Regions from separate parts of the Homo sapiens genome. Here region 1 is linked to region 2. Evidence: chromatin contacts called from ENCODE Hi-C or POLR2A ChIA-PET data. All regions are on one chromosome and are shown on one strand. The core of a region is the stretch at or near the end of the contact, and the rest is flanking DNA. Distances in the headings are between cores, read along the strand shown. Region 1 overlaps LIMCH1 (LIM and calponin homology domains 1). Region 2 has its middle 33 kb from the start of LIMCH1.

What was found. Hi-C counts contacts between places; a loop is a spot of excess contacts on that map. ChIA-PET counts read pairs that join two places held with the same protein, here RNA polymerase II (POLR2A). Pooled maps may share reads with other maps.
Region 1: a loop to region 2 is called in a pooled map, with 2.4 times the contacts of the local background. The contact joins two enhancer-like sites. A Hi-C loop is called at or near these places in 1 of 168 maps with a recorded cell type or tissue (endothelial cell of umbilical vein), 1 of 37 single-sample maps with no recorded cell type and 1 of 50 pooled maps. POLR2A ChIA-PET finds 5 or more read pairs at or near these places in 1 of 52 experiments (PC-9).

Annotation. Positions count from the first base shown.
Region 1 is chr4:41,568,622-41,572,120 of GRCh38, reverse strand. All of the region lies in intron 1 of LIMCH1 (LIM and calponin homology domains 1), which reads right to left. LOC105374423 (a long non-coding RNA gene) reads left to right here. Exons shown (of 4, transcript XR_001741667.2): 1 at 1-3,499. Among named protein-coding and RNA genes, the nearest start is that of LIMCH1, 32 kb to the right of the region's middle. Within about 2 kb of position 2,025, at least 6 of the 41 ENCODE cell types and tissues checked have a DNase peak (open chromatin) inside an H3K27ac peak, as active enhancers do.
Region 2 is chr4:41,503,600-41,506,727 of GRCh38, reverse strand. It overlaps a transcript of LIMCH1 not described here. Among named protein-coding and RNA genes, the nearest start is that of LIMCH1, 33 kb to the left of the region's middle. Within about 2 kb of position 1,392, at least 7 of the 41 ENCODE cell types and tissues checked have a DNase peak (open chromatin) inside an H3K27ac peak, as active enhancers do.

The DNA of each region.
Region 1 (3,499 bases), core at 776-3,275, 65 kb before region 2:
CTTTTTCTCATACTCAGTGCCCATCTCAGCCTCTCCATTTGCTCCCACCCCTATCAACAAACCAACCAATAATTATTTCTTAGAACTGCTCCTTTCATGTTTCATTCACGCTTAGGTAGAAATCATTGGAGATTAAAATATCCCCAGTCTCAAATATATTTCCAGTTTACTATAAATGAAAGGCTGCTTGCTATAAGGCACCCCTCAAGGAATTTCAGGCTCTGGTAAATACCTAATAAGAATAAAGGTTTCTGAGGTGGCAATGGTTTTCGACATCCTTGACATCAAACCCTATAAAAGCCATCTACTTCCCCTTCCTTTGAGGCCAGGCACCACACCACTCTGGAGACCCACTTTGAATCTTGTCATTACCTGCAGTGATACTGTAGATAATCCAGTATCATATTCCATGGCCGAACACATTATCCATCAGGCTCTTGCTCACCCTCAAAATGCACTAGTTCTTGGACCTCACACCAAACTTTTAACCTGTTGATCACCCAGTGGAACATGTTGGCTCCCTTATAAATTCATTGTTTCCAAATTCAGCTGAGTCCTCACTGAGGCCATAATTTTATCCCATTCCCCTCAACAACAAATCCAACCTCCTGCTTCTCTCTTCATATTCTCTCTGTGACACCCCTCCCACTTACTCTCAGACATCCTTGCCTGCTGCTGCCCTGAGAAAGTCAAGGCCTCCAGAAACGGCACTGTCAATACTCCATTCCTTTTTTATACACTCCTGTGTTCCGTCTCCTTTCCCCTGCTCCGAGGACAAAAGAAGTCTCTCCTTCCTTGTCAAAGTCATCCCTTCCTAACTTCCAAGACTTCACACTTATTTTCCCCTCTCTTCTCTGTCTCTGTCTTCATCTTTTTCTCACCAGTCTTCTCCTTGTCCTATAAACAAGACAAAAAACATTTCTACCCTAACGAACAGTCCTCCAAGGACTGTGTGGCTCCCTGAGCCACACATTCTCTCCTCTTCTTTCTCAGCTCTCCTGCCCACAAGAGTTGATCATAATCACAGTCTTTATTTCTCTCCTCCTGTTTGATCCCCCTCACAATCTGACTTCAATTCTCACCATCTGGTACAAATCCTCTTACGGTCAACAATCATTCCTTACTTGCTAATCCAAGGGACACTTTTCAGTTCTTGCAATGTGCTAAATCTCTACCTGCATTTGACACAGTTCATTACCTCCTATTTCTGCACTCTCCTTCAAATGGATGCTAGAATGCTCCACTTTCCACTGTTTCTCTGTTTCTTTTTCTCAGTCCTCTTCCTGAGTCCCTTTTTCTCCCCCAATCCTTAAACGACAGTTTCTCCAAGTCACACCCCATGGCCAATAACTCTCATCAGTCTATTTTTGTTGGGCGGTGCCATTCATCCTTCTGTCTTTAACCTTTGCCTAAATGTTATTGATTCTTGAATCCCTCTTGTCCGCCCAGAGCTACCTACTAAACATTTCTTTGCCACAAAATGTTCGGAGCAGGGCCACTGTTACAGATGGTGGAAATTATAATTTCCTCCTTTCCTCAAGTGCACAGGTCCAAACCAGGATTCATTCTTCCTCAAAATTAACACCTCTGCCTTAGCATAAGCATGCAAACCAAAATCAATACAGGCTAGTGTCTACTCCACTGCAACGCTAATGCAAAACATATCACTGAAGGAAAAGAGGGCTGATAGAACAAAAGCAAGGCTTAAACTTCAGATTCAAAGGCTCCTGTTGAAACCAGAGAGTCCCTACAGCAATTAAGTGGAAGTGAGGCCACATGTTTTGAAAGTATTTCTTTAACCCCTTGGAAAGCAAAGTTTTGTTAGTGCTATAAGCAGAATGCCTCAGGTCAGAGCTTCGCTGTAAGACTACTGGTTAAAGCACAGAATGGCCACAGAATTATGCGTGCCAGGCAGGCTTACTATTTTCAGCAGTCAAGCTGATGCAGCATATCTAATGTTTTGTGGAGGTCACAGAGTACATTGCCAAGGATACCGTTCTGTGTTACTGAGACACATGGTGACACTCATACCTAATATCCCACGCTGGGACCTGCTGTCCACCAACCATTCTGCAAACATGTGGTTCATGCTGGGCAGACCCTCAGCTGTGTCCTCAGCAATGATGCTATAAATGGCTGTCATTTAGTCTTATCTATTTACTCATGAAAGAGAAATTCAGTCACAATGGCCAGAGAAATGCAAAATAGATTAAATAGCATAGGAACTTTAAAGCATAAATCCTTTCCTGATGATGACGAGGAACAGAATTTTAATCAACAGGTTATTTTTCAGTGAACTAAAGTGAATTTGATGCACAGCTAATATTGAGAATCTGCTTTTAGTGGCATTTTTGGAGTCCTTATTATGTTTCATTATCTTTGAAACCCACTTCAATATTGAATATGGTCCTTGACTTGACTACTTTGACAATGCATCTCCAGTAATCCGAGTACATACAATATATTTACTATAGTATTTGGAAACCACAGGTACTATATAGCTAATGTGTTCAGCCAGATTTAAAACAGGTCCTAGATTTCAGCTGTGCCTCATCTCCTAATTGACTGTTGAGGGCCGACCCTCCTATTCTTTTACTTCGCGTTTCCAAGTAGAGGAAGCTCCCTTAGCATAACCCCTGGGCATTTTTCTGCCCTCTTGCTCATGGGGTATCTGAGTGATGAAGGAACTGAGCATGTTTAGCCAAGCCTCTTCCTCCAACTTCGGGCAAAATGTGCACTTTCTCTTCCACTCCATACTACAGGTTTTACGGGAGCTGCCCCTACAGGAGAGAACTGCATGGTGGGCTCTTCCTGGTGGCTGAGTGGGTAAGTCTGGCTTCGTTCAGGCTAAAAGGGCAGCAGGCACCCTTGCCACAGACCGAAGTCTTCAATTGAGCTCTTCTCATTAAGAAAGCGAGCATTTTGATCTCTAACTCCTGCATCTCTCAAGTGGGGTAACAGGTCACGCAGCATTATTTATCATGAGAAACAAAACCAATTATTAAACAATATCTATGCTGGTTCGGGTGTAGGCATTTACACAGTCAATTCTTATCAGTTTCCCTCAGTTGGTAATTTCTATTTAGTACAATGTTAAGAAGCACTAAATTGTTTTTTTTAATTATATGAGACATTTCTTGATTACATTCTGTGCATATTTTCATTACACCATATGTAGAAGATCAAGAGAATGACAGACTAAAAACACAAAGAGAAAAAAAGAGAAGAAAAAATGTAATAAGACTGCCAATGCACAAAGATGGGCCACATAACCTGAATAGAGAGGTAAATAACATGTCTAGAAATTTGAGAGAAAACTTTTAAATGTTTATCTCTGCAATCAATTTCAAAGTCAAGCAATCTTTCAATGGTTATTTACTATTCATAGTAACTGCCAATACCTCGACCTATAGCCTCGCCTTATTTTATGACAAAGGAGACAATTTACATTTGAGTATATCCTCCAATATCCACAGACATTTCATCAACATTTTGGCCT
Region 2 (3,128 bases), core at 143-2,642:
AGATGATTTTCCCTTTCCCTCAACCTATTCTTAATAGTCAATTAATATTATATCTCCCCAATTAACTGTCTCCCAAGTCATAACAGTATCCTCATTTAACCTCTTATTAAATCTTGGAGATTAAATCTTTGTTGGTTTTACATTTACTCGTACACTGGTTTACACTGTAACTTAACTGCTCTGTGTGTGTGGGTCCAGTCCCCAAGCACATCATAAAACTTTTGAAGATCATGTCTTACATTCTGTTTTTATGCCTCTTGGTGCCTAATTTGGTGCTATGCAGCACATGGTCGATAGCCAACAATTCCTCCATGTGATAAAATGTCTCCACACAAAGTTACACCATCAACCCTCAACCTGTCCTACAAGACTAGGACACATCCGTGACACACCACATCTCATGCTGAAATCATGACAAGAATCTAAGGCCAGACCTCCTTCTGACAAGCAGCTCATTTATCAGTGATGATAGAATAAGTGTTTGCCAACAGATTTCTTATCTTTGGAAAATCATTTCAGCAACACAGGAACTGAGACAAAAATCCACTAAGACATTCTTTATTGGTCACTTATTTGTAGATTAACATACTCACACTTTCATTTCATGACAATACGTTTGCAAAACAAAACTTTTAAGTTCAGTTCTATGACTCCTAGGAAGATGGAATTTGTAATAGAGAATCTTACACTTGAAGAAAGCAAATACATCCATCCTTTGGTCTCCCAGTCTTTAGGGATGGGTCTGTTGTTTATACAAAGTGTGTGTGTGTGTGTGTGTGTGTGTGTGTGTGTGTGTGTGTGTCAGAAACACAGAGAGAGAGAATAATACTGACTAAGACTGGGAGAAAGTTAAAGGCAGTCATTGATGATCAGGTGGCCTAGGTAGAAATCTTATAACTTGGTCTCAATCTATTCACCAAGTGTTTCTATAGATGGATTATTTGCTACACCAGTGTCCAATGAGTGAAATACAAAGACAAAGGGTCTTCAAGAAAGCTCTCAATCCGGTACAAAGATGGGACAAAGAGGTAGAGCTCTATAATAGCACTAAAGTGGAGTTGTGTATGGGTACTTAGCAGCCAGACAAGAACCTATTAACACTGCCTAGAAGGTTCTGGAACAGCTTCCCAGAGAAGAAAACCACAACAGACTGGATGGATGGGAGAAAATGACATCACCACAGAGGTCAGGGTTATTGTTTTCAAAACAATCACTCTAGTCCCCAAGCTCTGCCAGCCAAAGTTCATTATTCACACATGATCAAGTTTGTAAGGGACCCAAATTTTCTTGCCCAGTTTTTGATCACAAGCTAGATGAGAGAAGCTAGAAAGTATAATCCAAATGCCTTCATCCCGTGGCTTGCTGGCAGCCCAAGGGAGCGAGCCACTGGGTGCACAGTGACACAGAGTTGCAATGACTATGTCATATTCATAATTGACTTTTGGACTATTTCCAAAAACAATAATAAGAACAGCCAGTGGTACAGGGTGCCAAGCAAGTGCCAGATGCTATGCTGAGTGCTTGACTGTATTCTCTCACTGGAATCTCCTAGAAACCTCAAGAAGTAGTAATTTCTCTGTTACATAGACGAACGGGGGAAAGTTAACATTTAAGTGCCTGCTATGTTCCAAACACTGAACAAAGAATTTTATACATATTTTCAATTCATTTTATCCTCAGAACAATCCTATATGGATTTTTACAATTATGATCTGTTTTTATAGATAAAAGTAAACTGGGGGACTCAAAGAGGTTAGGTTACTAGCCTAAGGATACACAGGAGGCAAATCTAGGATCTGCTCCATCTACTAGGTTGAACCCTAGGAAATCACATTATCTGACTATTTTTTGGTCTATTGACACAATTTCATAGGATTTAATGAAGGAATTCCAAAATCCATTCACTTTCCACTATACTCTCTCATAAAAGGGTTTGAACTGGCTTTTGTTAAATATATGTCCTTAGATAGTAACAAAAATGGAAGAAAGGAGTGGGGAAAATGATAAGCAAACCAGAGAATAAGGGAGAGCATATCAGTAAGAATCAAGGTAAGAAAATAAACACAGTCATACACTCACTGAAACTTGGCTTTGCATTTCTCTATGCGCAAGCTACAAATAGCCATGAAGAGTATCTGCATACTGCCATTGCCAGGGAGCATTTGGGAATCTGAAGGTGAGTATGGGGTTGCTCCCACGAGTGGGAAGCACCACTGGCTTGAAGTGAGCAGGGCAGAGGAGGTGAATTATCTGCAATGAGTGGAACTGCTCAGATGCAAAAAGGAATTGTTCTGATGACATCAATAGCATCCCTGTGGAGACACAGGAGCTCATCAATTTCAAAACCTACCTAGGATGTTTGAACAGCTCCACAGGGATCCCATTGACTGGGGCTCCCCTAGACCTCCTGGAAGAAATGGTTAAAGAAACACTAGGAAACTCAGAATGAAGAGATATCAGGACTAATGCCAGGGAAGCAAACATTAACCCCAACCCCTGGAAAGAAAGGTCTGAAGTATGCAGAGACAGACCCTGAGGTTGGACAGAGCTGAAAATGGAGGGGCCTTATTCTAGGAGACAGCAAATGGTTGTGAGGAGAAACTGAACTGGATAGCTCCAAGGTCTCCTGTCCACTCTCAGAGAATTGGTGCCAAGTTATTCAGTAGGGGGTACTATAAATTAAAAGGAGAAAGTACAGACTACTCAGAGGATCACCTGTCTAAGATTTGCTCAAAGAGCTGTCATTGGGAGAGAGGTCTCTCTCGCAACTCCAAGTGCTCGGAGGCAGAAGAGTTGGGAAACGTGGCAGCCACATCAGAAAAATGGCAGCTCCTGGAAGCATCAGCCCAAACCCCTAGAGAGGGAGGTAAAAAGGCTGGGAGGAAGCTCAGAGCAAGGGCAGTTATCACTTGAGGGCTGAGGGAACCGACTGGTAGAGGACAAAGCCTGCTTCTCAGGAGAGAGGCTTTTCTCCGGCAACACTCCCAAGGAAGGAGTGATCTATAGATTTTGGTGGCCTCAGTTTTACCTCACCAAGGTAACTCACTCCATAGTTTAGAGAGGATAGGGATAAAGGAATGGACTCCTGACAGGACAGGTCTGAAAACGTAAGTCCCTCCAAAGCATCC